2 separate regions of the Homo sapiens genome follow, and region 1 is linked to region 2. Evidence: read pairs that join two places in POLR2A ChIA-PET (ENCODE). Cell type or tissue: A673. All regions are shown on one strand. Links, peaks and the distances in the headings refer to the core of each region. The heading gives the core; the rest is flanking DNA.

What was found. ChIA-PET counts read pairs that join two places held together with the same protein. Peaks named below come from ENCODE experiments on the same cell type or tissue, not always from the same donor. Only the 100,000 strongest peaks of a DNase experiment are listed, where the experiment ranks them.
Region 1: POLR2A ChIA-PET joins it to region 2 with 15 read pairs; 2 of 35 experiments call an interaction of 5 or more read pairs at or near these places.

Annotation. Positions count from the first base shown.
Region 1 is chr17:79,643,223-79,658,514 of GRCh38, forward strand. It overlaps a transcript of RBFOX3 not described here. Among named protein-coding and RNA genes, the nearest start is that of RBFOX3, 40 kb to the left of the region's middle. In A673, for the core only: no CTCF peak of the experiment used is centred there; no DNase peak of the experiment used is centred there; H3K27me3 peaks cover 4,946 bases.
Region 2 is chr17:79,713,408-79,728,699 of GRCh38, forward strand. It overlaps the pseudogene LOC124904133. Among named protein-coding and RNA genes, the nearest start is that of ENPP7, 9.9 kb to the right of the region's middle. RefSeq lists enhancers at 3,471-3,970, 14,415-15,292, 15,174-15,292, 15,200-15,292. In A673, for the core only: a CTCF peak has its summit at 9,154; a DNase peak (open chromatin) is centred at 7,714.

The DNA.
Region 1 (15,292 bases), core at 4,728-12,727, 68 kb before region 2:
AACATCACGTAATATTAAAAGATTTAATTTTTAGGAAAATATATAATTCGCAAGCATAAAGGGCCTAAGAGAAGAACTTCACAATACATAAGGAAAAAGCCAAAAGAATTAAAGGGAGAAATCTATAATCATAGTTGGAAATTCTAACACCCCTCTCTTGACAACTGATAGAACAAGTCAAGAGAAAATCTGAATAACATCATTAACTACTTTGTCCTAATAGCCATTTATAGAACACTAAATTCAACAACTGCCAAATACTCATTCTTTTCAAGTTTACATGACATATTCACCAAGATAGATCATGTGCTGGGCCATTTTTTTAAAAGTCTTCATACATTTCAAAAGATTGAAACTTGCTGAATATGTTTTCTGACCACACGGAACTAAATTAAAAATTGATGACAATAAGATATATGGGAAAATCCCCCAAATATTTGGAAATTAAACAATACATTTCTAAATATTCTATAGGTCAAAGTAGAAATCACAAAGCACATTTTAAAATATTTCAAACTGAACAGTAATGAAGAAACAAATATCAAAATTTGTGAACTATAGCTAAAATAAAGCTTAGAGAAAATTTGTAGCTTTAATATGCTTATATTAAAAAAGACGTTCTCAAATTAATGAACTAAGCTTCTACCTTACAAAACTTTTTCTTAAAAAGTAATTAAAAGGAAATAATACAAATAATAGCAGAAATTGAGTAAATGGAAAACAGACAAAAAGAAAATTAACAGAGCTAAAAGATGGTTCTTTGAAAAGATCAATAAAAAAAGAGAAAACACAAGAGAGATCTCTAGAAATCCTACATATATTAAAAGGTTAATAATGGAATATTAAGAACAACTTTATGCCAATACATTCAACTATTTAAATGAGATGGACATATTTCTGAAAACACAACTTACCAAAATTGACACAAGATGAAATAGAACATTTGAGTAGAGATTGAATACATCATCAAAAACTTTCCCATGAAAAAATTTCAGGTCCAGGTGGTTTTACTGGTGAATTCTATCAAAACATTCAAAGAAGAAATAATTCTACTGGAACTTTTGCAGAAAATAAAGTAAAATCTTCCCAGTATGCTTTATGAGGCCAACATAACTATGATATCAAAAACTGATAAAGACATTACAAAGAAAAGCACAGACTGACATAACTCATGAATATAGAAACAAAAATTCTCTACAAAATACTAGCAAAATAAAATTAGCAGTAACATTGTTGAATTTTATCTCAGCAATGCAAGGTCTTTTATATTAAGAAATCCTAAAGAATCTATAACATAACTAGAACTAAGCAGTGTATTTATCAAGATCATAATATACGTAATCAATACTTAAAGATCAATTGTATTTTTATGTTTAGAGATAAAAATAATAAATAACATTTTTTAAATCCACTTGCAATGATGCCACAAATAATAAATTTTAAAATAGGTTTAATAACATGTGAACGAAGTGTACGTTGGAAATTAAATATCTCAGGAAGAAATTAAAAGCATCTCTGGGCGAAAGTAAAGAAGACCTAAACAAATGAAGACATATATCATGATTATGTAAGCAGAGAATTCCATATTGCTATGACGTCATTTTCTTCCACTCAATATAGAAATTCAATGCAACTGTAATCAGAATCCCAACAGGCTTCTTTGTAGAAATTGACAAGCTGGTTCTAAAATTTTTATGGAAATGTGGAAGGCTCAGAAAATGGCAACTTTATTCTTCCAATTGTTCAGAAAAACAAAACACCTGTAGTTATCCTCACCTCCTCTCTTCCTTTCAGGCTTCGTGTGTAATCTAGCAGTAAACTTGTGCTGACTCTGCCTTCACAATATACTCAGAGTCTAATCACTTCTCACCAATTCTGCCACCACTGCTCAGACTCAAGCTGCCCTTACCGCTCACCTGGGCCATCGTGAAGCCCCCGAACGGTCTCCCCACATCCACACCCCGCCTTTCGCTTATTCTTCTTTCGCTCATTCTTAGGTCAGTTCATGTCCCTCCTCTGCTCAGAACCCCAAAACCTTGCGTGCAATGTCCAGCAAGTGCACCTGTGTGGTGTGCCCCACCCCTCAGTCCCACCCTCCTCCTCCTGACTAGCCACCCGCCAGAAACACCGCCTCTTTATGCGCCACCAAATGCCAAGCACACTTTGGCCACGGAGACCTTGCAGTTCTGGTGGCCCCTACCTGGAATAATCCTCCTCAGATATCCTCATGCCTCTTCCCCACCCTTCAAGATGATGCTGAATGTCACCTTCTAAGCGAGGCTTGCCTGAGGACCCTCTTAAGACCTCATACCTTCCAGCTGCCCCTTCTCTCCATCCCCTGCTTCCAGCCCTACACTTGCCACTGGGTCTGCCAACTTCCCAGTCCAGCCCAGGGAGCCCAGGCCTGGCATCACCCAACTGCCCAGCCCATCCCTGGCATCATCCAGTTCACCGTCTTTCCCTTAAACACTTGCTGCCTGGACCGCAGCGGCCTCCTTCACTTAAGGCACAGGGCTGCCTGGCCAGGGCAGAAGGAGTGAAGCGGGGTTAGCCTGCAATGAGCCCTCACCTGACAGAAGAGGAGCCCTCACCTGGCAGGCAGATGGGGTAAAGTAGAGGGAACCTTGAGACACCCCCATGGAGGGGCCCAGAACCAACCTGTGAAGTTTGTCAGGACTCAAAAGGAATCTGCAATAATTCGACATCCTTGATTTAGATGGATGCTCCTGCACCTCCCGCAAAAACTGTTTCCTCTCTTTACATCCACCTCTCTCCCCACTCTCTCCCTTGCACTAAGATCCACATCTTCTCTTGGTCTCCTGGCCTCTCCCCCTCCACCCTTTCACAGTTAGTGGGCTTCGGGATCTTGTATCTCACCCCCAACCCCCAGCCACTCCCTTCCCCAGAAAGACACCGTGATCTGTCATGCATGTGCCCAAAATGTACAATTGATTTTTTTCTTAGGAAACTCACCTTCCATCCCTTGTCACACACACTGAGACCCAGGGTATTCTTGCAGAACAAGTTTGCAATGTCCCAGGTATTGTTCAGAAACAGATGGTACAATGGAAGGTGTTGTCAGAAAACGTGACATGAGAAGTTTAACCAAAAACTGAAAAAGAAAAATGAGTCCCATTGTATTAGTCTGTTCTCACACTGCTAATACAGACTGGGTAATTGATAAAGAAAAGAGGTTTAATGAACTTACAGTTCCACATAACTGGGGAGGCCTCACAGTCATGGCAGAAGGCAAAGGAGAAGCAAACGCATGTCTTATGTGGTAGCAGGCAAGAGAGTGTGTGCAGGGGAACTCACACTTATAAAACCATCAGCTGTTGTGAGACTTATTCACTACCATGAGAACAATATGGGGGAAACTGCCCCCATGATTTGATTATCTCCACCTGGCCCTGCCCTTGACATGTGGGGATTATTATAATTCAAGGTGAGATTTGGGTGGGGGCACAGCCAAACCATATCACCCATATCACAAAGACCAAACCTGACCTGCCCATTTGCTACCCCCAACCCCAATATCTCTCCTGTCTGGCTCTGCTCTGCCGCCAGCACCCTGACTGTCCCTCTGTCCTGCCAGCCACCCTCTGCCCCATGACCTTTGCAAGTGCTGATCCATCTGCCTGACCTGCTTTTCCCCAGATACCCACACAGTTCACTTGCTGGCCTCACTCAGGCCTTTGCACTGCCTGGCCTTAGCAGAGAGGATGGCCCAGTGTACAACTACAGCATCCCCAGCCCAGCAGTGGAGCCAGGGGACAGGGGACAGGCCAACCCCACCTCTCCTCCTTGATTTTATTTCCTCTGTGACATTTTCACTGCCGTGTGTGTGTGTGTGTGTGTGTGTGATCTCCTTGCACTAGAATGAGTGAGAGGACTTCATCTGCTCATGGCTGAGCTGTAGCCCTGATGCCTAGAGCCGTGCCCAGCCATGCCCAGCAACAGGGCACCTTTCATAAACAACCATGAACTGAGCAGCCGCTGTCAGCATCACTCCACCGGTGTCGCCTGCAGAAAGCCTGACACATCCATGGGAATGGCTCCCAGGAACAACACATTCCCCTGAAAATGGGTGAGTTCCTCTCTCCCATAGCCTCCAGTTGCCCCTTTGACCCTCCTCTGCCTCAACGCAGTGCGAGGTCTCTGCACAGGAAAGCAGCAATGAGACCCACAGCACAGCAGCTGCCACTCATGTCAGCAATGCCTCCAGCTAATTCATGCAACTGCCGGGGAGGATGCCTTAATACCTCTGCACAAGACAGAGTAATTACGTCTAAACATAGCTGCTTCCACACTGTCTCCATTTCCCGGCACTGGGAAATCTCTGGCCCAGAGTCAGCTCTCTGCCATCTCCCCCAGCCCCGGGAGCCTGGGGCCATCCCACATCTGTGGGAGCACCAGAGAAGCACATGCCACACAGAGCACCCCAGCCCACAGGCCCTGCTGCCCCTAACTGCACAAGGTCATGGCACAGCGCATGACCAGGGCCTTGTGGCTCAGGGCTTCGATCCACCTGACCCCTGCCTCCTCCCCAACCTTCCACCCCACTCTCCAATGGCCCGGGTCACCCTGCCCCACCCCCAACTCACACCTGTCTCCCACCTCCAGGGCCAGTGCTGTGGTGGACACAGAGCCCACCTGGGGGTGGAGTGGTAGAGACAGAGCCCACCTGGGGGTGCAGTGGTGGACACAGAGCCCACCTGGGGGTGCAGTGGTGGACACAGAGCCCACCTGGGGGTGCAGTGGTGGACACAGAGCCCACCTGGGGGTGCAGTAGGAGACACAGAGCCTCCTGGGGGTCCAGCAGGGGACACGGAGCCCATCTCAGGGTGCAGTGGTGGATGCAGAGCTGGTCTGGGGGTGCAGTAGTGGGCACTGCTAGTCCCTCCGAAGCAACAGTTCTCAGAGTTGGGAGCATCAGGCATGGTCAGACAGTGTGAGACGAACTGGATGGGCCTATGAATGTGGTCAGGGACACTCAAGATGAGCTCTGCTCATGGCCAGCATGGGACTGGCAAGAGTACCTGCAGGACAGGGAGCGGTGCAGATGACGTGGGTAATGGAGACCTAGAGCTTAGCTTAGGCTGCACAGTCAGGACCTAACTCACGGGCACGTCCTCCCCAGAGGCAGGTCACCCAAGAACTGGGCCGCTGAGGTATGAAACAGATGCCTGGGTTTGCATCCTGCTCTCCAGTTACCAAGCTCTCCAGACCCCTGCAATAGCATTGTGGGGACAGGCGTGGCCCCATTGCAGAGGCTGGTAAGGAGGCTGTGCCTGAAGCATGTCCAGCAAGCCCTGCAAACAGCAAGTACTCCACGATGTTAGCTGTGGCTGTGACTCTGTCATCCCTCCACAGGACCTGGCCACCTCTGCCTCGTTGGGGCCGATGGGGGCATGGCAGTACTTCCTGGTATTAGGGTCCAAGGACACCCCTCAGAGCCATGGCCAGGTATGGAAGCGGTTACATAACTCCGGCAGGGGCTGGGGCTGCTCTCCAAATGTCCCCACGCCATCAAGGTTTCCCAGCCTCCCTTGCAGGATGCTGGATCCCTGTGGCCAGTGGGTTGCGGGCAGAAATGATACAAGCCGTTTCACACCTGGCCCTTAAAACCCTCTTGCTCCAGCCTCTCCCACCCACACCTATGCCCCACCACAGCCACCTGTGGTGTTACATTCCAGATGCCATGGCCACAGGATAAGGAAGACAGCTCAATCAGCTTAGCATGAGTGAAAAATGTCTTTTTTTTTTTTTTTTTTGAAACATAGTCTCACTCTGTAACCCAGGCTGGAGTGCAGAGCTACAATTGCAGCTCACTGCAGCCTCCACTTTATGGGTTCAAGTGATCCTCCTGCCTCAGCCTCCCAAGTAGCTGGGACTACAGGCACACACCACCATGCCTGGCTAATTATTTTTATTTTTTGGTGGAGATGGGGTCTTGATGATTGCCCAGGCTGGTCTCAAACTCTTAGCCTCAAGTGATCCTCCCACCTTGGCTTCCCAAAGTGCTGGGATTACAGGTGTGAGCCACCATGACCAGCTGAGAAATAAACATCTACTGGGACAAGCCAGTGAGATGCCTGGGCTTGTTTGTTAGCACAGAAGAACCTGGTTTATCCTGACTCACCCAACAACTTTGAATGCACCTACATTAGTCTGTTCTTGCACTGCTATAAAGAAATACTTGGCCAGGTGTAGTGGTTCACACCCATAATTCCAGAACTTTGGGAGGCCGAGGCGAGTGGATCACCTGAGGTCAGGAGTTCAAGACCAGCCTGGCCAATGTGGTGAAACCCCGTCTCTACGAAAAATACAAAAACTAGCCAGGCATGATGGCGGAGGCCTGTAATCCCAGCTACTGGGGAGGCTGACGCAGGAGAATCACTTGAACCTGGGAGGCGGAGGTTGCAGTGGGCGGAGATAGCGCCATTGCACTTCAGCCGACAGAGCAACACTCCACCTCAAAAAAGAAAAAAAGAAATACTTGAAACTGGGTAATTTTTTAAGAGGTTTAATTGGCTCAAGGTTCTGCAGGCTGTACAGGAAGCATGATGCTGGCATCTGCTTGGCTTCTGGGGAGGCCTCAGGAAACTTACAGTCATGGAGGCAGGCGAAGGGGAAGCAAGGTATCTTCCATGGTGGAGCAGGAACAAGCAGGGAGGGAGGCGCTACCCACTTTAAACAATCAGATCTCACAGTAACTCACTCACTATCAGGAAGACAGTACCAAAGGGTGGGTGCTAACCCATTCATGAGAAACCGGCCCCCTGATCCAATCACGTCCCACCAGGCCCCACCTCCAACATTGGGGATTACATTTCAACATGAGATTTGAGCAGAGACACAGATCCAAACCATATCAGTGCCTGTGCAAGGACCTCTCATCATAAAAACAATGTTTCTAGGGAAAGCTTTGCTGGAAGTTCCCAACAACTGATGGTGAATTATCCCCAACTAAACTGGGGGGATTCGATTTTTCCACTCCTTTCTCTCTCTAATCACCCAAAACAGATAAGAAGCAGAAACAGAATGAATTAGAGAGTAATGCTGGATGCCCGGGCCGAGGGAGAAGGGCAGAGCTAGGGACCTGTGGGGTGGGCCAGGGACGGGGCTGCTGATGGCAAGCAAGTTGATTTGCCCTAAGGAACCTCCAAAACTCAGGGAAAGCAGAGGCCCTGGGTACTTTAAAGGCCCAGGGGAGGCCAAGGCACTGGGGGTTCTCATAAGGATTCTGCACCCTGCCAGCCTCATTGCAGCCACGCCGCTCTCCCACCCACTGAGGCGCATTTCCACTAGGACGTGAACCAGAGAGACCTGGGGCTCAGGGATGCCAGGCTCACAGAGCAGGGGACAAGCACAGTACTGAAGGACTATTAAACAGAAGTCTCCGGCCCCTCCACTGCCCACCCCAGAACCCAGGACCCACCCCAGGCAGATCAGAGGATGCACTTCTGGAGAGACTAAAGCTCCCCAGAGAACAGACCTATAAATACACCGACACTTAGGAGTCACAGTAGAAAGGCAGCTGTCCACCCATGGCCCCCGAGGGAAGACTGCCATCGACGTCAGCGCCCACCAGTCCCCGGCATCTCCAAGCGCCCTGCAGGCTCCAGGGTGGCACCAGCATCTCCATGCCTGAAGCTTCTCCTAAAACCTCAGAAGATGGCTCTGCCTCTCGTGGGGGTGACAGGGTCCTGGCCTTTACCCTCGGCCTCTCCAAGAGCCCTGCACCCGGGACTCGCCTGAGGTGGGGCATAAACACCCCAGCTCCGCCAGCGCCATCCAGGCAGGGGATTCCAGGTGTGTGTTCTGCACTGTTCCTCAGAGGTCCCTGCAGGGTTGAGTTCCAAACACACGCACTGCAGGATTGAGTCACCAAGTCGCCGGTTTGGTGATGCACCCCTTCTTGGCGGCCTTCCCTTCCAGGGTCCACGTGCCCACTTCCCCTACCAGGGCTTCCTCCACCTCCCCAGTAAACTGCTTTCCCCCAAGCCTTGGCTCAGGGTTGGCTTCTGGAGGAACCTAGATAGAGAGGGTCTGTGAGCTCCTGGCCATCAGCTCGATGCTGCAGGTCTTAAACATAAGGGGAAAGACAGACAGCGCCAGAGAGTTGAGAAAAGTCTCCAGTGGACAACAGCAACCAAAACAACAGACAGGGGAAGATGCGGATCATGTTCTGTGGTGCCAGACTCCAAAATGGCTGCCTTCTGGTGGTGACACCCCCGGGCCGTCCCCTCCCACTGTTCCAGGTTGGTCTCTGTGACTGATGGAGTGTGGCATGCAATGTGACTGGTGATATGGCACTTCCGAGATTAAGCTACAGAAGATGCTGCAGCTTCCATCTTGGTTTGTCCTCTCCCTTTCTCCTTTTCTCTCTTGCCCCCTTTCCTCTCTCTCTCTCTCTCTCTCTGTCTCTCTCTCTCCTCCCCCGCCTCTCTCCCTCCCTCCTTCCCTCCCCCTCCCCCCTCCCTCCCTGTCTCTCTTTCCCTCCCTCTCTCCTTCTCTCTCTGCCTTTCTCTCTGTCTCCCCCTCCCTCTCCCTGTCCATCCTTCTCCCTCTCCTTCTCTGTCTTTCTCTCTGTCTTCTTCCTCTCTCTCTCTCTTCTCTCTCTTTCCCCCCCTCCACCACCCCCCATCACTGGCTTTGAGGGAAGCCACCTGCCATGTCAAGCAGCCATATGGAGAGGCTCACGTGCCGAGGAACTGCAGCTCCTGCCAGCAACCAAGTGGCTGAGCTTGGGAGCAGATCCTTCATCCCCAGTCATGCCCTAGATGCCCCCAGCCCTGGCAAACATATTGACTGCAAATTCACGACACACCCCAAGCCAGAACCACCCAGCTAAGCCCAACCAGATCCCCCGCCCATGGAAACTGTGAGATAAAAGCCATTTGCTGTTTTAAACCATTGTGTTTGGGGGTAATTTGTGACATAGTAATAGATAACTAGTACAAGTGTATGCTTTACAAAGAGAAGAAAACTTCAAAGAATCCATTAATATTGTCACAGAGATGAGAAAAGATACTACATCCATGAAACAAGAAGAAATAGAGAACAAGAATGTTTGCAAGTTAAATATAATAACATAAGCTGGGGTCAATAGAAGTGTTAGAAAATAAAATTGATGCTTGAGCCCAGGAGGTCAAGGCTGCAGTGAGTTATGATTGTACCAGTGCACTCCAGCTGGGGTGACAAAGCAAGATCCTGTCTGGAAAGAAAGAGAGAGAGAGAGAGAGAAAGAGAGTGTGGGATAGGTGCAGAAGAAAGGAAAGGAAAAGGAAAGGAGAGGGGAGGGGAGGGGGAAAAGAACGAGAGAAAGAGAGGAAGGAAAGGAAAGGAAAGGAGAGGAGAGGAGAGGAGAGGAGAGGAAAGGAAAGGAAAGGAAAGGGAAAAGGGAAAAAGAAAGATTGAGAACATTTCCCAGGAAGCAGGACAAAAAGGCAAAGAAATGTACAGTCGGTTTTTGTTTGTTTTAACTGAAGAGTTAGGTAATGAAGCCAGGAGTTCCAGCATTTGATAAACAGAAGTTCCAGAGAGAACAGAGAAAATTAAGGGAATAAAATTATCAAAGAAATAATACCATAAATGTCCCCAGAACTGAAAGGCATTAAGTCTTCAGGTTTAAGACCATTCCAAGTGTCCAAACAATGAAAACTATAGGCACACCTTTATGACATTTCAGAACACCAAGGATAAAAGCTTCCAGAGAGAAGAAAATGGGGCCATATAATAGGATCAAAAGCTGAATGTCATCACCATTTTCTACAGCAGCATGGAAATCAGAATTTAGTGGGAAAAAAAATGCCTTCGAAATTCTAGGTAAAAATAATTTCAAACCCAGGATTCTGTACTCAACCAGACTCGTTAACTGAACATGAGAACAGAATAAAGAGGCTTAGGATATTATAAGAGAATGTGCTCCACTAAGGCCAAGCAGTAAACAAAAAGATAAAGCTGCTAGATCCAGGAACATGCACGTCGGCACAGGGTTGAGCAAAGAAAAGTCCTGGATGAGAGCCCTGCAGCTGCCTTAACAGTAACCTGTGAGTGCCAGGGCACAGGTCTGAGGGCCCCAGGACAACTTCCCCAGGCAGAAAAGAGGGCTAAGATGTGTTGACTACGTGGAAGGTTGTATGAAAAGGCATGTTGGAAGGTGTACAAAACCCTAAGCCATTATTAACTCCAGGATAAACAGAAAGTTGTACAACAAAAAAGAAAAATGTTACAGTTATCATTGTTATAGTAAGAAAAACCTTAATGTAGATTTAACGAAGATTGAGGTTTCATTGTTTAGGTGTAAGTGAGATAAAAACCCGATCTACCATAAAAGAAAGCTTAAAGATGAAGTGTAAAAATAATGAATCGATAGCTTCGAGTGTATAAGCAATGTTCAGAAATGCAGAGGTTAATTCCGGAAGAAACAGCTAGCAGTAGAAGAATAGGCAGAAGTAGGAAGGGGGAAAGAGAATGCTGGTGTTTATTATAAATTTGGAGCATAATTTCAATTTTAAAACTATTTGCATGTCGTGGTTTTTTTTTTAAAGTTAGCTGGATTTCCAGCACTTTGGGAGGCTGAGGTGGAAGTCTTGCTTGAGACCAGGAGTTTGAGGCCAGCCTAGGCAACATAGCAGGACCCTGTCTCTACCACCAAAAAAAAAAAAAAAAAAAGTTAATTCAGCTTTTTAAAAACTCATAAAAATAAAATGTTAGGGCACCTGTACTGGAAAGTCTCACCAATTCATACAAGTTGTTTGGTTTGTCACCTGAACAGTATGATTTTGAAAGAAATACTGCTCTTTTTTTTTTCATCTCCACAAAGTAGGTTATCTAAAGCAAGCAGTTTTGCTAAAAGGATAAACAAGGGCATGAAAGAAAGAGGGAATTGTGGACGTATACAGCTTGCAAAGGCCTTCCAGTTTTCTGGTCCAAGCCACTCATTCATTGCACAGACTGGTAAATCGAGCACCGGAGAGGCTGTGTTTACCCCAAGATGGGTGGGTAACAACCAGCACAGCCAGTCTCTGACCAGCTTTCGGACTCTCCAGCCCCTGAGCCCCTCTAGACTACCCTCCAAAGAATTTTTTCACAGTGGGAAGACTCTTCTAGGGCAGGTGGCCTGGCACTGAGGTCAGGGAGCAGGGAAAGGGAAGACACTGGAAAATGAGTTCCAGACACACCTAAGCAAATGAAAGAAGCATTAGAAAAGGTTACCTTGGCTGGGGCATGTCTAAAAGACTCAGCCCATGTTCCTGATCCTTTTCTGAAGACATTGAAAACTCTACAGATCAAAAAGTCTACGGCCCAGCTGGAGAATTCAAATAGACATGGGCACCAACCGCCCCCAGGTACAAGCCCCTCGGTGTAAGGGAAGGAGTCCCTATTAAGGAGCTCTAACTTTAACAAAATGACCTGATTTCCAAACAAAAAGAACTGGACTTACCCAGGTAGCAGAATTTTGTCCTTCAGAATCGTTTTAGCACCTTGCAGGGGAGGGCCCCTTTTTTAAAATGCTATCTCATTTGGAACATCTGGGAATTCCACTTTGAGAGGTGGCCTTCAGAGCCAACGTAAAATCCACAAGGAGAAAATGGGTCTCATCGCTTTATGGGCCTCTCCCTCTCTCTGAAGCAACATTATGCAAATGCCTCCTGGCTGCTTCCACAAAGCGAGCCTACCGTCTAAGGACTAAGATCTGACTCCGCGGAAGGACAGGAAAAACAGAATAAACTGTACAGTCTGAATGGGATTCTAGAGGAGAGTTCCAAAGCGACTGGACCATGCCATTAGCACGAGTCTGAGGCTTAGCTTCCCGACGAGGCTGTTGGAAGGGAAAGCACCCAAGTAGATGAACACACCGGGCCGTGAGTTAAATGTCGGGTGGAAGCTCAGGTCAGTCCACTCTGCTGAGTGCTATTCTGTGTCCTGCACTGGTCCCTGGGGCCACAGGAAAAGCCCTGCACCCGGACCAGCACGAAGAGGGCACAGGTCTGACCTAAGTCCGCAGGGGGAAAAAGCGGGAGACAGGGAAGTCACTGACGGTGGCCAGGCCCTAGGTTCATGTCTCAGTTCCTGGACTCCCTGACCAGGTGACCTTGAGGCTGTGTGCCCAGGGAAATAACCACGTTCCCACCCCCCAGAGCCATCTATAGGACTCAATGAAGTAATGCATAAAAATTGCAGTAACTGTCAAATAGAAAGTCCTCAACCAATGTAAGCTGTGACTATGTGTCCAAACCCTTTATCCTAAATTCAAAAATTCCAAAAGCTCTGAAAGCCTAAAGTTTTACCTTCTAATTTTGGCAGTAAAACTCATTTGGCAGCAAAACTTGACCTGAGCCGGCAGGAGGCCATTGGTGGCCTTTACTGACCCTGACAGGGACTGGCTGTGCCTTTTGCTTCCAAAACACCCATGTGTGAGAATGAAGTACAGCTCCAGACTCACTGAGACTCTTATGAGGTAGAAAGCAGGTATGGCCCATGATCTCTCTATAAGAAGGTTCTGGAACAGTCAGTGTGGTCAAGGGATGTCCAAATCTGACCTCAAAATCATCCCTCAGTATGGGGTGTCCACCAATACTCCTGACTTAGCCAATGCCTCCTCACCCCAGCCCCACACCAGTCACACTCATGGGAGACATTCTCGACCTTCCCACTGCCCGACCCGCCTGACCCATCCAGCCCCTAGTCCTGCTTACCTCAGCCCCTAAACCTCTGGATGCCATTCTCTACCTTCTTGCAGGCCTTCCAGAATGGCCCCAGAGCCTTCTGCAGGGACCCCGAGGGAAGCTTTAGGCTGGGCTCCCCGTCCCTGCCTCACTGCCTCCCCCGCACTCTTGCTTCTGAGATCACTCTCAAGCAAACCACCAGAACCCACGTCCTTGTCACAGCTCTGCTCTGTGAACAGCCCAAAGGAAGGCAGCTTTTCAACCCAGGGGCCGGCCAACTTGCTGTCAAGGGTCAGGAGGTGAATCTGTTCTGCATTTCTGGTCACATTGTCTCTCCTGCAACTCCTCCACTCTACCCTTGTCTCCAAAGCAGCCATTGACAATGCACACATTAATGGGCGAGGCTGTGTGCCAATGAAACTTTATGGACAAGGCCGGGCACGGTGGCTCACACCTGTAATCCCAGCACTTTGGGAGGCAGAAGTGGGCGCATAACTTGAGGTCAGGCATTCAAGACTAGCCTGGCCAACATGGTGAAACCCCATCTCTACTAAAAATACAAAAATTAGCCGGACATGGTGGCGTGTGCCTGTAATCGCAGCTATTCGGGAGGCTGAGACAGGAGAATCGGTTGAACGTGGGAGGCGGAGGTTGCAGTGAGCCAAGATCACACCACTGCACTTCAGCCTGGGTGACAGAGTGAGCCAAGAAAGGAAAGAAAGGAAGAGAAGAAAGAAAGGAAGAGAAGAAAGAAAGGAAGAGAAGAAAGGAAAGAAGGAAGGAGGGAAGGAAGGAAGGAAGGAAGGAAGGAGAGAGAGAGAGACAGAAAGAAAGAAAAGAAAGAAAGAAAGAAGGAAGGAAGGAAGGAAGGAAGGAAGGAAAGAAAGAAAGAAAGAAAGAAAGAAAGAAAAGAAAGAGAAAGAAAGAAAGAAAAGAAAGAAAGAAAAGAAAAGAAGGGAAGGAGGGAGGGAGGGAAGGAAGGAAGGAAGGAAGGAGGGAAGGAAGGAAGGAAGGAAGGAAAAGAAAAGAGAAATTTATAGACAAAAACAGGCAGTAGGCCGGATTTTGCTGTGGGTGGTAGTTTGCTGACCTCTGTTCCTGTTGCATCCACTCCCTCTGCCCTGTTCCAACAGGGTCTCCACACAGCAGGTAGGAGGGCCTTTTCAGAAGGCAGATCTGACCATGTCACCTTCCACCCTAAGCCCTTCAATGGCTCCCCCACTGCACCCTGGAAGAGGAGAAGAATGAGGAGGAAGGGGAGGAAGGAGAGAAGGGAGAGGATGGGGAGGAAGCAGCCACACGGCAAATGGAAGCCTTCTCCTCTGAGCTGATCCTCAGTGGCCTGTCCTACCAGCTAAGGGGGAGATTGCAGCAGGTCTTTAAGCATCCAAGTCCCCCACCCCACCCCCACACACTCCCAGCATGTTATCAACATCCCAGCCACACACATCAACTCTGAGGCTGGATTCTAGAAGTGAGCATAAAGAACAGAGCTGGAGCTGTGCACAGTGGCTCACGCCTGTAATCCTAGCACTTTGGGAGGCCAAGGCAGGTGGATCACCTGAGGTCGGGAGTTCAAGGCCAGCCTGGCCAACATGGTGAAACCCTGTCTCTACTAAAAATACAACAATTAGCCAAGCATGGTGGCAGGCAACTGTAGTCCCAGCTACTCAGGAGGCTGAGGCAGGAGAATCGCTTGAATCTGGGAGGCAGAGGTTGCAGTGAGCCAAGATCGTGCCGTTGCTCTCCAGCCTGGGTAACAGAGCAAGACTCTGTCTCAAAAATGAAGAACAGAGCTGGACACCTGGAGCACCCAACAGGCTTCTGCTGTGAAATGCAGTGGGTCACCACAAAAAATCAGCCTTAAACTACAGGAAAGAATGCAGAGGTTACAATGCAGGTCCCAGGCATCTGCCAAGCAATGAACACGGATGTTTCCCTCCGTTTTTAAAGAAGGCTTAAGCTCTCTCAGGCAAATGCATCAGAGTAACACCAAGGAGAAGGCCCAGTATGGCCCTGGGCCCTCCTGGAGACACAGAGGGCATCTTCAGGACAGAGTCCCTCAAGACGAAACGACCCCAGGCTCACTTTAGTGGAGAGAGAGACACTGGCTGAGAACAGTCTGTTCTTCTGTAAGAATGACAAATGAGGCCCTTGAGTTTCAGTGGCCCCAACACAAGCAGCACAGGACTTACTTTACTCGTGGTTTTTTTAAGTCCAGGAGAATTTGCTACTATAAAAGGGAAGGACTTGCAGTGCCCATAAAAGAAAGAAAACAGAGGATGACTTAGAAGGAAGCATGGAGTCACTCTGTTCCCCATTTCCTAATTTAACCAAGTGAAATGGTCCCCTCCTCCATTTCTCCCTCCCTCCCTGTCTCCTCCTCCTCCACCCTTCCCTCTCTCCCTCTCTCCCCCATCTCTCTCTCCCTCCCTGTCTCCTCCCCCTCCACCCCTCCCTCTCTCCCTCCCTGTCTCTTCCTCCTCCACCCCTCCCTCTCTCCCTCTCTCCCGCCATCTCTCTCCCTCTCTCCCTCCCTGTCTCCTCCTCCTCCACCCCTCCCTCTCTCCCTCTCTCTTTCTCTCTCTTCCTGCATGTGCACTCCATCACACCTG
Region 2 (15,292 bases), core at 2,738-10,737:
CATTGCCAGTGTGACCGAGGGTCCTGCGATGGGAGACTCCCCAGGATCATGCAGGTGAACCCAATGGCATTACAAGGGCCCCTGTGAGAGAGAGGCGGGGGTCAGAGCAGACGTGGCTCGAAAGCAGAGGGTGTGGTGACGCCCCAGCCTGGGACTGAGGCCCAGAACGCGGTGGCCTTCAGAAGCCGGGAAAGGCCAGGAGACGGATCTGCCCCCAGCCTCCAGAAGAAGCCAGCCCTGCTGACACCCTGGCTTTAGCCCAGCGCGGCCCCATGGGACTTCTGACCCCCAGAACTCTAAAATAATAAATTGGCATTGTTTTGATCCTTCTGTGGCTGATATGTGTGATGAGGGGGTTTTCACACTCTTGCGTGGGACGTGAAACGTCTTTAGAACAGTGGCACGTTACCTGTCTTACATGGGGAAAAAAGAGGAAAAATAAATACATTTGCATTGTTTTAAACCGCTAAGTTTGTGGTCACGTGTAACAGCAGAAACAGCAAACGGATGTGCCCTCCGAGGCTCCCCTACATGCCTGCGAAGCTCGGGGACGCTGGGGAGGGTCACCTTGGCCATCTGGGAGCAGGTGGTACATCAGGACCCTCCCTCCCTCATCACCACCCTTCCTCCCCCTTCGCCATCCTCAATGGCACGGGAGCCAACCCACAGTGAAGCGGCCGGACAGGCAGGCTGTGCTAATTCTCTGCAAGGCAGAGCTGTTCCTCCAGCCTCAGAATGCAGCCAGCCCCTGCACGGCAGCCTCAAGGGGACAGGACCCCCGTGCTCTCTCCTCTCCTCTTTCCCCTGGCCCCGGCCCTGCCTCTCTGCTCCCTGCCCCCCAGCCCCACTGCCTTGGGCCTCCCTTGAGCTCCCAGGACAGGTCAGCAAATTGCTATGTGTGCATATTTTCTAGGGAGAGTCCACAACCATGGTCAGAGTCCCCGAGTCCAAAAAGAGACAGAGACATGGCCTCAAGTGGCTCCTTGGGCCCCAGGTTCTGAGCTGGAATTGGATTCCCTGAGCCAGCTCTTAGTCCACGGTGACAGGCATCTGCTGATGTAGCCTCCTCTTATCTTCCCCAGAAACCAGATTAGACGCGGCCAGCAAAAAGAATATTCTCAGCTGGCAAAACGCTTTCACCGGCCACCAAAGGCCCCCCGTCCCTCCAGCCCATGGAGGGCACGGTGCTCTCTCATCCAGATGGGCTCCGGGCCCTGTGCCCCACATCCCGGGAGTGAGCCTAGGCCCTGCGCTGCGTTCATCGTTTGGGAGCGTTGTGGGGTGTAGGTTTCCACCCACATCCAGACCCTTGAGTCCTCAGGAGCAAGGACTGGCCTCTCTGGTTTCCCTTCAGCAGGTGCTGAATCAATGCCCGGGAACCGAGGCGACCCATGAGGTGACAGAGGCTGAGCTGGAGAAGGCTCACCTGAGACCTGCACAGATTCAGGCGTTATCGCCGCCAAGGCCCAGCAAAGGAAGCGAGGCTGCCGTGGACACAACTCATGGCTCAAACTGGGGCGGCCCGAATGTTCCTTCGTGGGGCTCCGGGGCTGGTAGAGGGGGGTCTATGCTCTTCCCCCTGATCTTTTGGCAGGTCCTGGCTCACCGGGGCTCAGCCCCACCCTCCAACGCACCAGGTGTCACAGGGCACCTGCTCAGTGGAGCCTGTTGCTGTCCAGAGACTGAAGGTGGTGATGATGAGGCCAACACCGATGGCCTTGGGACCAACATCAAGGTGTTTTCCTACCCAAGGACTGCACCAGAGGGACACCCCTCCCCGCCACACACACACACACACACACACACACACACATGAGATCCTGTCCCCTGATGGGGGAGGTAAGGGGGAGCAGGCCCTGCAGTGACCTGTTGGCCATCTCTTATCCACCTGACGTGGCCAAAGGTAGCCACGTTATCTCCCATAGCATGTCCTCTCCTCCGTATCAGGACACAGTAGACATCCAGGTGCCTATAAAATAGACGTTTCTGGAGATAGCAGACCCTTGCAGGCTCTCCGGAAAGACTCTGTGATAACAGCCCTGGTGAACAGAGAAGCCCTTAGCCACACGGTGTCCAGGGGCCCCACCACACCTCTGGCCTTTGGACAAAGTCAGCACAAGCCACTCCCACCCCACCCACCTCCTTCGTGCATTCTGCAGCTGCCACTCCCTGCCCACCAGGGCGACCAGACGCTGGCTGGAGCCAGGGCAGGGGCGGGCACTCTTCACCGTTTCCACAGGAAATCCCAGACCCTGTCCCCGCAGCCTGGCACTCAGACAGCTGCTCCCACTCTCCCCCTGCCCATGGGAGCTCAGCCTCTGGGGCAAGAGGGGACCCTGTTTACACCAACACACCTAGGAAAAACCTTGGGGAAAATTCCAGGCCTGAGTCCCCAGTGTCCCCAGAGTCCATGGCTGGTGGCAGAGGGCCAAGAAGATAGTGACAACGAGGATTTATACCCCAGCAATGAGGGGACAGCAACAAGGCAGCTTCTCTGCAGGTCCACACAGGAAAGGAAACCCACAGTGCGGCTCCGTGCAGCAGGGGCTCTGAGTGACACTCGCAAGGCCATGGCACCAGGCAGGGGACCCCCCCACCGGAGGGCATGGCTCAGCAGAAGCCGGGAGAGGGTGGGTCCTGGGATCCCAGCCCAAAGCAGGCAGTCAGGAACTGAGTGACCGCGGGTACCCTGGGGGTACAGGGCAGAGGGAGGAGAGTGTCTCCGAGGCCCCCTTGCCATCCCTCAATGCCAAGTCCAGCAAAGGTGGTTTTCTGGCGCCAACTAGCAGGCACTGACCCCCCTCGTATCCCCAACTCGTGACCCAGCCACCTTTCCCGGGGGCTGAGTGGCTCTGAACAGGGGTAGAGCCGTGGGGCAGTGTGGGGCTGACACCCAGGAGGCGGTGGGGGAGGCGCCCACTCAGGCCCTCGCTGCCCGGGGAAAAGGCTGCTGCATGCAAAGCACGCTGACGCCAGAGCCTTCGGCAGAGGAGGGGGAAATTGTTTATATCTCACCCTCCTTCTTACCATGGGCCTCCTGGGGGCTGCTGGCCCTGGGTGAGCAGGACGGACCAGGACCCGAGATGCCTCAGAGGGACACTTCTTGGGCAGGAGGACAGCACAGGCCATGGAGTCCCAAGGGGAGGGGGAGGGCTGTCACACTGGGCCCCGGTGGGTCCTCTGCAGCATGACAGTCTAGCCTGCCCCTGGCCATGCTGAGCCATGTGGCTCTCCTCTCCCAGACCCTGTGGTGACAGGCAAGGGCACAGGGGTGGCGGGGCAGAGGCACTGTTGAAAAACCTGCCCAAGGGCCTGCCCTTGGCATCTCCTGGACCCACCCTCATCTTCCCCGAGGCTGTCCGAGTGCTTTCCCGGGTGGTCTGTCCTCAGTGGGAATGCGGCAAGCCTCCCCCTTGTGCCTGGTATAGCCCTACCTGCTGGGGGAGGGGACACTAATGATCACCCCCAGCTCATAGGCACAGAAGGGAGGCCTGGGGCAGGGGTAGCCCAGGGTCGTGGCTGAGCCACTGAGAAAAGCTCAGACCCCCAACCCCCTCAGCTCTTCCTCCCCCAGGTTCCTAACCACGGCCCGACCTCCCTGGTCCAGTGAACGTCCCACTCCGCATTGCATGCTCCCCTCTGGGTTCCTCCAAGGTTCTCAGAGTCCAAGCCTGGTGATCACCAACAAAAATCTCTGCAAACAGCAGATTCCTACACAGATGGCCCTGCCTTAGGATGGCTCCACCGACGGCCTCTGACTCCACGATGGTAAGAATGCGGCCAGAACTCAGCAGCAACGGCACTTGAGTCCCACACCACCATGTTCACTTTCAGTACAGTGTTCGACAAATTGCACAAGAAAATCAACACTTGATTAGAAAAATAGCTCGTGAGCCGGGGACAATGGTTCACGCCTGTAATCCCAGAACTTTAGGAGGCCAAAGCAGGAGGATGGCTTGAGCCCAGGAGTTCAAGACCAGCCTTGGCAACATGGCGAGACCCCATTTCTACAAAACAAAACGAAACTTTTTTAAAATTAGCCAGGCGTGGTGGCACATACCTGTAGCCCCAGCTTCTTGGGATGCTGAGGCAGGAGGATCATTTAAGCCCAGGAGTTTGAAGCTGCAGTGAGCTCTAATCACACCACTGCACTCCAGCCTGGGTGGCAGAGTGAGAGTCCGTCTCAAAAAAAAAAGCAGACCTCATGTGAGCTGATTTTGTCCACCTAGAGGCTAATGGGAGTGTCCTGAGCACACATCTGAGGTCGGCTGGGCTGAGCTGGCCGGGCGGTTAGGCACACTAAATGCACTTTTTTTTTTTTTTTTTTTGTGATACAGTCTCACTGTGTCGCCCAGGCTGGAGTGCAATGGCACCATCTCGGCTCACTGCAACCTCCGCTTCCTGGGTTCAAGCGATTCTCATGCCTCAGCCTCACGAGTAGCTGGGATTACAGGCACGCACCACCCCGCCCAGCTAATTTTTGTATTTTTAGTAGAGACGGGGTTTCACCATGTTGGCCAGGCTGGTCTCAAACTCCTGAGCTCAAGCTATCTGCCTGCCTCGGCCTCCCAAGGTGCTGGGATCCCAGGCGTGAGCCGCAGTGCCCGGCCGGTAAATGCATTTTTGACAGGATATGTTCCACTTGCGACAGGTTTACAGGGACCCCAGCATGAATGGAGGAGCCTCTGTGTGCCATCCGGAGCCCAGCAGAGCACAGGGCTTGTTAAACTCCTGCTGCTCACAGAGGGCATCACCCAAAATCACAAAGAGGACCGGACAGAGCCACAGAACCCCCCACTACTGCCCAGTGGCCCCCAAGCTGCACCAGGGCCTGAGCCCCCAGAGACTACAACTCAGGCCTTGCTGTGTGGAGACCCCAGAGGCAGGGGCTGCACTGAGCCTGCACCTCTCTGTCCGGCCCTGCCTGTGCCCCGCTCTCCAGGGGTGAAGGCGCCTCCCCATTCTGGTGCTCCTCAAAATCAGCCTCAGGACCTTGGAGTTCATTGTCATGTCATAGGCAGCTGGGGCCATTGAACACTTGAGTTGTTTCCACTTTTTTTTTTTTAAGTCGGATTCTCCCTCTTGTCGCCCAGACTGGAATGCAGTGACGTGATCTTGGCTCACTGCAACCTCCGCCTCCCGGGTTCAAGCGATTCTCCCGCCTCAGCCTCCCAAGTAGCTGGGACTACATGTGCCTGCCATCATGCCTGGCTAATTTTTGTATTTTTAGTAGAGACAGGGTTTCACCATATTGGTCAGGCTGGTCTCGAACTCCTGGCCTCAGGTGGTCCACCCGCCTCAGCCTCCCAAAATGCTGGGATTACAGGCGTGAGCCACCACGCCCAGCCTGTTGCCACATTTTTGCTTTTGTGAATAAGCTGCTATGAACACCTGTGTGCAAGTATCTCTTTGAGACCCTGCTTCCGATTCTCTTGGGCGTATACCCAGGAGTGGTACGCATGAACAAATAAACAAGGGACACGCCAGGCAAGCCTGTAATCCCAACATTTTGAGAGGCTGAGGCAGGAGGATCCCTCGAACCTAGGAGTACAAGACCAGCCTGAGCAACACAGGGAGACCTTGTCTCTACAAATACATTTTAAAAATTAGCTGGGCGTGGTGGTGCACACCTGTGGTCTCAGCTACTCAGGAGGCTGAGATGGGAGGATGGCTTGAGCCCAGGAGGTCGAGGCTACACAGTGAGCCGTGATCTCACCACTGTACTCCAGCCTGGGTGACAGAGCGAGATCCTGTCTCAAAAAATAAATGTAAAAAAAACACAGGACAGGCCGGGCGTGGTGGCTCACGCCTGTAATCCCAGCGCTTTGGGAGGCTGAGACAGTGGATCACGAGGTCAGGAGATCGAGACCATCCTGGCTAACACGGTGAAGCCCCATCTCTACTAAAAATATAAAACATTAGCCAGGCATGGTGGCAGGCATCCGTAGTGCCAGCTACTCAGGAGGCTGAGGCAGGAGAATGGCATGAACCCAGGAGGTGGAGCTGGCAGTGAGCCGAGATCACGCCACTGCACTCCAGCCTGGGCAAGACTCCATCTCAAAAAAAAAAAAAAAAACAGGACACAGGACGGTCACAGATGGGCATAGACTCACACCTGGAAATTCTAGGTGTGAGCACACAGGCTTCCAGAGAGGAGGAAGGTGGGTCGTCAAGCATATGGGTATTTTATAGGTTGAAGCGTGGTCCCCCAAAATGATATGACCCTGTCCTAATTCCCAGAATGTGTGAATATGGCCTTTTTTGGATGGAGGGCCTTTGCAGATGGAATTAAGTGAAGGATGAGGAGATGAGGTCATCCTGGATTATTCAGGCAGGCCCAACATCCAAGGGCTGGTGTCCTTATAGGAGTCATACAGACAGACACAGAGAAGGCCTCGTGAGGATGGTGGCTAAGCAGGAGGGATGCAGCCACAAGCCAAGGACGCCCAGGACACCAGAATGCATGACTGCTGCTTGAAGCCACTCAGCATGTGGTCATTCATTACATCAGCTAAGCCAGGTCTGCACACACCTGCAAAGCAGGAACTCCGGAGCAGAAGCCAGACCCAAAGAGGGACAGTTTCCCCTCTGGCCAGGACCTCACCCCATCAACCCAGCTGCCCACGAGGCTGCTGCTCAAACATCCCAGGCCTACAGCTGCCAGCCTGTCCTGGGCTCAGCCGAGGGAAGAGGGAGCTGTGAACAACTCAGCCCTGGGCCCCTGCAGGGAGCCAATGACCCCCTCCCTTTCTCCCTCATGCATTCATCCCTTCATTCATTCATTCATTCATTCATTCATCCATCCATTCATCACTCCTTCAGTAAACAGGCCTGGCACCTCCCACGCGCCTAGATATGAATGCAGTATCAATGTGTCCCTTTCAGGGGCCCACAGTGGGTGGGTAAGCACACCCACAAATTCATAACTCCAGAGGGGACAGGAGGCCCAACAGAAGAATCACAAGGGAAAGCCACAAGGGCCTCAGCTCTGCCTGGGGCAACAGGGAGAAGCCCCCTAGACTGGTGTCTGGAGGCCCATCCTGGACTGACGCAGAGGCTTTCCTGATGGGCAAAGAAGGAGGCCTCCCTCTGGTTTGTGAAGGAGATGGTGGCACAGAGAGCTGGAGGTGGGATCCTGGGTTTTGTCCTCCAGGCGATAGACACAGGAGGGGTGAGAACAGGCTCACCTTTATCAAACTTTGGTGGAAAATTGAAATTGTGTTCCAGGACAAGGACCAAGAAAGTCTGATGCTGGCCATGTTCAGGCTGTGCTGCTCTGAGATACTGGGGCAGGCGGGCTTGGCAAGGTGGCCCCCATCCTTCTCTCCCCATGTCCCCCTGCTCCTGCTCCTGCTCCATGTCTCCCCACTCCCAGCTCCTCAGTGGCCAAGTTTGGCGTCCTTCAAGAAGTGGCCGAAACCTCTAAAGGAACTTCACCCCGCAGGGCAGGCCCTGCCCAAGGATGTCTCCACCACCCAGAGTCCAGTTCCGGCCCTCGACACCCCACCCCCATCCCAGAGTCTGGAATGATGCAGCCCCCAGCTCCTGGGGTCCCCACGTGGAGCCCCTGCTCCCAGCAAACCAGCGAGGGAGGCCTGGGGGGAGGGAGGGGCTAAGAGGGAGGGGAGCGCCTGGCCGTCCCCAGAGAGTACAGCTAACCCACAGCACATAATCCTGTTAAAAAATTAATCCTCATTTAGCCGGGAGGCAAGGCAGCCGCTGAGATAAAGCCCCTGAGAAGTAATAAAAGGCAACAGCAATTGATAAAGTGGTGAGGCCGCTCATAAAACCCTGCTGCAGTGAAGGTCGGGCAGGCCCCAGGAATCGGAGAGTAACCACTGCCAGGTGGGGGCGGGGGGCATTGCTTACAAGCCCCAGCCCCTGCAGAGGACGACCCCCTTGGGCAACAGAGCTGATGCTGATGGTGGACAGAGGGAGAAAGGAGGGAGGCTGCCTTTCTCAGCTCCTCCCTGCTCGGCCTCACTGGACGACCGTGGCCCTTTGGGAAGGAATCACCATCCTTGGTCCTTGTCTCTCTCCTAACATCATAGCCATGAAAGATCACAGCCCTCCTGGGGCCCAGCCGGTCCCAGAGTAGAGCTGGTGAGCCTGGGCCTGTCTCCTGTGGCTCCTGGTGGCCCCCGCTGTCCCCCACACACTTGTCCCAGGGATAGGAGGATGGAGAGCCCACCCCAGCCCCCACACCAGGGACTCACCTGGAATCCTCCCAGACGGCAAGTGTGGTCACCACTGCAATTGGCATCTGCCTGCTGGGGAGGACTCATTGTCATGTCCTCACGGGGACGTTCCACTCCAGCCAAATTGCATAACCAGGCCATTCCTCCTTCAGGGTCCCCAAAAGCCAGTAATGGTCCCCACAAAAGGGCACTGGACTGGAGGCAGGAGAGACCCATTGAGACCCAATATTGTACCATTAGACATGGTGGAAAATTAGGGGAGGGGACTCGATGCCTCCGCTACTCCAACACTGGCGACGACCCACAGGTGTAAGTGCCCAGCTTCCAAGCCCACCCCCCTCACCAGGGCATCGAGGGCTCCCTGGAAGCACCAGTCTGGGGCTGCACCCTGGCCAGAGACGGAAGAGAGTGATTCCCATTACTGTATCACTCCAACTGCTGCCTGGAGACTAAGGAGAAGCAAGGAGACCGGTCAGAAGGCAGTTGCAATGGTCCTGACCATGCTAACTTCACCCACGTTCTCTTTCATTTATGCACTGAAGAATCATTTATTAAACACCTACTGTGTGCCAGGCATCAGACCAGGAGCTCGGGATACAGTGCTGCTCACAGCCTTGTAGGAGAGACACATAAACAATTGCAATAGAATTCCTTGTATCAGGTTATTAATGAGAACAGGAAGTTAGCGGCAAAGCTGACCTTGTGGAGGACAATGCCTGCCTTATGGCCCTCGGCCACCAGCTGAGACACCAGCAGGCCTGGGCAGGCCAGCCCCTGGCCCAGAGGCTGGGTCCCTAGGGCCCGAGCCCCCTACATGGCTCATCTGCATGGGGCAATCTCTACCCGTGCAAGCGTCAAATCCACCCGGTCCCAAGGACAAGGAGGCCTCTGGGATCAAGTCCTGCTGGGCACCCAGAGCCCCCTAAGCAAGAAAAGCAGTGAATAAACACTTTCCTATGTGTCCATAAGGAGGAGCCCTCTCCCCTACAGACACTGGTTTGCCCATAACCACTGCACCCACAGTGGCCATCAGCCCTACCTCTCTAAGCTCACATCCATCTGCCTTAGGTGAGGAGTCCTCAGCTTCAAGGACACTGGAATGACGACTTTACGAATGCTTTGCCCCCCACCCAGGTAACAAGGAGCCCACACACCTCCCAGATCTTGATCTCTAATAACATCTCCAATAAAACAAGCCAGGGCTCCTTGAGAAATGCTGGATTCTAGGGCAGAGGAAATATATAAGATAAGCCTGGAGCATCTTATAGTGCTCAAAACACATACATCCACACATGCACACATGTACACACACTTGCACACATGCACACACGTGCACACACCCACTTGCACACAGAAACATACACACGCGCATTCACACACATATATGCATACGCGCATGCATGCATGCACGCACATGCACAAACATACATGCATACACACACACACTTGCACACAGACACGCGCACTCGTACACACACACATTTGCACACACTGCAGGGAAACGTGAAACAGATTAGGAGCCATCTGAAAGACTGCCCAGCAGCCAAAAGTGGAACAATTGGAGCTGCAAAATAGAGAAATACAGGATTACCACTCAAAGTATAAAATAGTTATCAGTCCATACTGACATAAACGAGTCACTGAATGAATAAATAAATGGGATGGGGGGCAAACCCCCACACAGAATTCCAAGTAGTCTATGCAGCCACTCCATTGTCCAGAAGCGTGACCCCTCACCCCGTGAGCGTGAGTGGCATGCATGGCCTTCCTTCCAAAGAACAGGGTATGAAGGGGGTGGAGGGCAGGAAAGACAGCAACCTCCAGGGAGACACCCGTGACTTTCCTCGGCTGCGTGACCCAGGCCACGTCACCAGTGATAAGCCCTGTTGATAGCGTGTGCCTTGATGTGACCTGGTGGGAACGCCTCCTGTTTGGTTGCTTTTTGTTTTTTGTTTTTTGTTTTTTTTGAGATGGAATTTCACTCGCTGCCCAGGCTGGAGTGCAATGGCGTGATCTCGGGTCACTGCAATCTCCACCTCCTGGGTTCAAGCGATTCTCCTGCCTCAGACTCCCAAATAGCTGCATGCCACCATGCCCGGCTAATTTTTGTATTTTTAGTAGAGACGGGGTTTCACCATGTTGGCCAGGCTGTTCTCGAACTCCTGACCTCAGGTGATCCACCCTCCACAGCCTCCCAAAGTGCTGGAATTACAGGCGCGAGTCACTGCGCCCGGCCAGGCAGGAACAGCTCTTTATCTCTGCAAACCTCCTCCCCAAAAACCATAACCCCAGCCTGGCGATAAGGAAAACATCAGATAAATCCTAATTGAGGGACATTCTACAAAACACCTGACCAGCCCTCCTCAAAACTGTCAATGTCATCAAAAACAAGGAACAGCTGAGAAATTGTCACAGCCAAGAGGAGTCTGAGGAGACCCAAGGACCGAATACCATGCATTCGTTGTCCAAGAGGTTGAGGCTGCAGCGAGCAGAGATTGTGCCACCGCACTCCAGGCTGGACAACAGAGCAAGACCCTGTTTCAAATAATAATAACTTATCAGTTGGGCATGGTGGCTCATGCCTGTAATCCCAGCACTTTAGGAGGCTGAGACGGGTGGATCACCTGAGGTCAGGAATTCAAGACCACCCTGGGCAACATGGCGAAACCCCATCTCTACTAAAAATAAAAACAAATTAGCCGGGCGTGGTGGCGCACACCTGTAATCCCAGCTACTTGGGAGGCTGAGGCAGGAGAATCACTTGAACCCTGGAGGCAGACGTTGCAGTGAGTGGATATTGCACCATTGCACTCAAGCCTGGGCAACGAGTGAAATTCTGTCTCGAAAATATAAATAATAATAATAATAACTTATCAATGCTGGCTCCTTAATTGTGTAAAGTACCACCCTAATAGTCAACATTAATAACAGGGGAAACTGGGTGCAAGGAACGTGGGAACTCTATATTGTCTTCGCAATTTTTCTGCAAACCTAAAACTGTCGTAAAATAAAAAGTTCTGTCAAAACAGAAAGTATGTTAGATATTTGCATGCATTTGTCCTCTTAATTTATTTACTCATGCAACAAAGATGCATTAAGCACCTATGCTGTGCTGGACACTCTCCCAGGCTCTGGTGATACCATGATGAGCTAATATGGCAGGCCCCTGCTTCAGAGAGCCTGACCTCACCGTCTACCTGAAGGCTTGCATGAAGAGTATGGGGAAATTTCAGGTGACAGATATAAAGGACAAATGTTTACCCAAAAAATATAATCTAGGCCTGGCACAGTGGCTCACGCCTAGAATCCCAGCACTTTGGAAGACGGAGGAGGGTGGATCATCTGAGGTCAGGAGTTAGAGACCAGCCTAGCCAACATGGTGAAACCCCGCCTCTACTAAAAATCCAAAAATTAGCCGGGCGTGGCGGCACAAGCCTACAGTCCCAGCTACTTGGGAGGCTGAGGCAGGAGAATCGCTTGAAACTGGGAGGCGGAGGTTACAGTGAACTGCGATCCAGCCTGGGGCCTGGGCAACAAGAGGGAAACTCTGTCTAAAAAAAAAATATATATATATATATTCCAAAAGTATAAATTCAGAAGAATGTGCATTGTGGCCAGACTCCACATGCTCAGCATGAAGTGGATGGGGGAAATTTCAGCTGACAGATATAAAGGACAAATGTTTATCAAAAAAAATATATTCCAAAAGTATAGATTCAAAAGAATATGCATTGTAGCCAGGCTCACACCTGTATTCCCAGCACTTTGGGAGGCCAAGGTGGGAGGATCACTTGAGCCCAGGAGTTCAAGACCAGCCTGGACAATATAGAGAGACCCCGTCTCTGTTTTTCAATAAATAAATAAGAAAGAAAAAAAAGGAAAAAATATGCATTGCAACATACATAAGGAACCAATTAAACCATAAGAGTTAACGCTGGGCTGCACACAGTGGCTCATGTTTGTAATCCCAGCACTTTGGGAGGCCGAGGTGGGAGGATCACTTGAGCCCAGGAGTTCAAGACCGGCCTGGGCAACATAAGGAGACCCTGTCTCTACTGAAAATTTAAAAATTGGCCGGGTGCGGTGGCTCACACCTGCAATCCCAGCACTTTGCAAGGCCAAAACGGGAGGATCAAGAGGTCAGGAGATCGAGACCATCCTGGCTAACACGGTGAAACCCCGTCTCTACTGAAAACACACACAAAAAAATTAGCTGGGCATGGTGGCAGGCGCCTGTAGTCCCAGCTACTCTGGAGGCTGAGGCAGGAGAATGGTGTGAACCCGGGAGGCTGAGCTTGCAGTGAGCCGAGATCGCACCACTGCACTCCAGCCTGAGCGACAGAGCAAGACTCCGTCTCAAAAAAAAAAAAAAGAAAAAAAGAAATTAACCAGGTGTGGTGGTGTGCGCCTGTAGTCCCAGCTATGCGGGAGGCTGAAGTAGGAGAATCACTTCAGCCCGGGAGATAGAGGCTACAGCAAGCCGTGATCATGCCACTCCACTCCAGCCTAGGCGACAGAGCGAGACCCTGTCTCACACACACACACACACACAAAATTCAGTGCTGAAGAACCCACTTAATCAGTGGTCGAGGATAATAAAAGTCCTCACATGGGGAGTTAGAGACAAGAAATCATGACATGGAAAATCTCCCAGTTTCTCTGGCTTGATACTTTAAGATATCTTTACACGCCTATGACACTATCGAAAAGGAATAAAAAGATAAAACCCAATAAAGGTAGCACGGGGTGGGGCAGAGGGGATATTTACATTAACTCGTGGCTGCTGGTGCTATCAACTGCTTCAACCTTTCCTGTGTTAAAGAAAAAACATTTGGCCGGGAGTCATGGCTCGCACCTGTAATCCCAACACTGTGGGAGGCTGAAGTGGGAGGATCGCTTGAGTCCAGGAGTTCAAGACCAGCCTGAGCAACATAGCAAGACCCCATCTCTATTAAAAATAATAATCATATGGCCGGGTGCGGTGGCTCATGCCTGTAATCCTAGCACTTTGGAAGGCCGAGGTGGGTGGATCATGAGGTCAGGAGTTCAAGACCAGCCTGGTCAAGATGGTGAAACCCTGTCTCTACTAAAAATACAAGAGTTAGCCAGGCGTGGTGTCAGTGAGCTGAGATCATGCCACTGCACTCCAGCCTGGGCAAAAGAGTGAGACTCCGTCTCAAAAAATAATAACAATAATAATTTTTAAAATAAAGAAAAAAAGTATTCATGACTCTTGTTAAAGACAGGTAGGAAGACCTTATTCCAGGGGGGCTACCACAATGGGGTTTAGCTGTAGGAGAGCCAGATTGGGCTCAGTCTCACTCTACCAAGGACGAGTAGGACATGCAGTCCAGGAGCAAGTGTGCCGGGTGGGTGGAAAATGACTAAGAGGAGACATTGAGGAGACGGGATGCTTACTCGGCCAACTCAGCAGAAATCTTCCTGAAAGCAGGCCAGGGTAACAAGATATCGAGAGTGGAGGATGAGGAATCTGATCAAATACTGAGGGTGATCACATAGGATTTCCACTAAACTGACTCAGCAGGACTCTTGCTAAACCCGAACTAAAGAAGCCGAGGACAGAGCCCAAGGTCAGCGCCTTGAAGGCTTAGTGGAGTAGAGTTAGGTCGAGAAGAGGGTCTGTCACCTGATAGCCATCTGATCATAACAGCCAAGTAGCTTTTCCATCCTTTGTCCAATAACCTTTCTCTAAGCACTGTACCCCAAGGAAAGAAGGCAAAGGTTAAAAAAGAAAGAAAGAAAAGGAAAAAGTCAGTGGTGTCAAGATACTCACAGCTGCATTATTTTTGTTTGTTTGTTTTGTTCTGTTTTTTGAGACAGAGTCTCGCTCTGTTGCCCAGGCTAGAGTGCAGTAGTGTGATCTTGCCTCACTGCAATCTCCTCCTCCCAGGTTCGAGCAATTCCCATGCCTCAGCCTCCCAAGTAGCTGGGATTACAGGTGCGCACCACCATGCCCAGCTAATTTTTGTATTTTTAGTAGAGATGTGTTTTCAGCACGTTGGCCAGGCTGGACTACACCATTTTTTAAATAAAATGTTGTCAATAGACCCAAAGCCTGACAATAGAATCCCAAGTGAACAAAGGCTGGTAAATTGCTGCCTTTTGAAGCAGCTGAAGCTGAACACTGGGGCTCGGAAGCCAGAACGCTTGGGTTCCAGCTCAGCTCCTCCAGTCACCAAGTGATTTTAACCGCTCTCTGCCTCAGTTTCCAACCTGTAAACTGAGGATTGTACTAAGTCCTACCTCAAGAACTACCTCCAAGCTTCAGTGAGATCGTGGCTATTGCCCAGTGCCCACGGACTGAAGGAAATGTCCTGTAGCCACGAGCTACAATCAACCACCGCACACCCTTTCCATCCAAGTGCTCTATGAGATCGCAGAGAAAATGGAAACATACGTGGGGTGACCCAAGGAGCTCCCCAGCAAAGCGGGATTGAGGTACAGAGCCAAAAACCAAAGGAAGAGTTACCCAAGCATGGCTGGGATGTCCTGAGAGGAGCAGGAGCAGACCTTTCATGCCATCTCCAGACCAGGCCCAGGCAGGTAAGAGGGTGAACAGGACCAGGAATTCGCACAACCCCAGGGGCCGACAGGAGAACCTGCAGAACCACGGACCCCAGACCTGCGAGCCACCAAGATCTGCGCCGGCCTCAAGCACACCCCAAATGCACTCCAGCCGAGGCCTGGCCAGGCCCCTGGACCACTGCCTCGGCTCCTCACTCAGGCCCTGCCTCCCTGGCGGCCCTCTCGAGCCCCACCCCACAGCCAGCTCCTGCTTAAACCTAGCAATGCCCCCCAGGCCTGGAATTCTATTATCAGCTTGAACTAGGTCCCGCTGAGAGTGACAGGAAACCCAAATAATGGAAATTGCAACGAGGCAGAGTGTGTTGAATTCTCCCCGGGAGGATGCAGCCTGGAGCTGAGCTACACAGGACGCTGGGGACCAGGCCCCTTCTGTGCACCCCGGCCATCCCCGGGGAGCCCCTCATCAGGCGGCTTAGGGTGGCTTGCCAGCCAGAGGCATCAGATGGAGGAAAAAATCAAAAAAGAAGAGAAGCAAAGCTAGCTTCCGG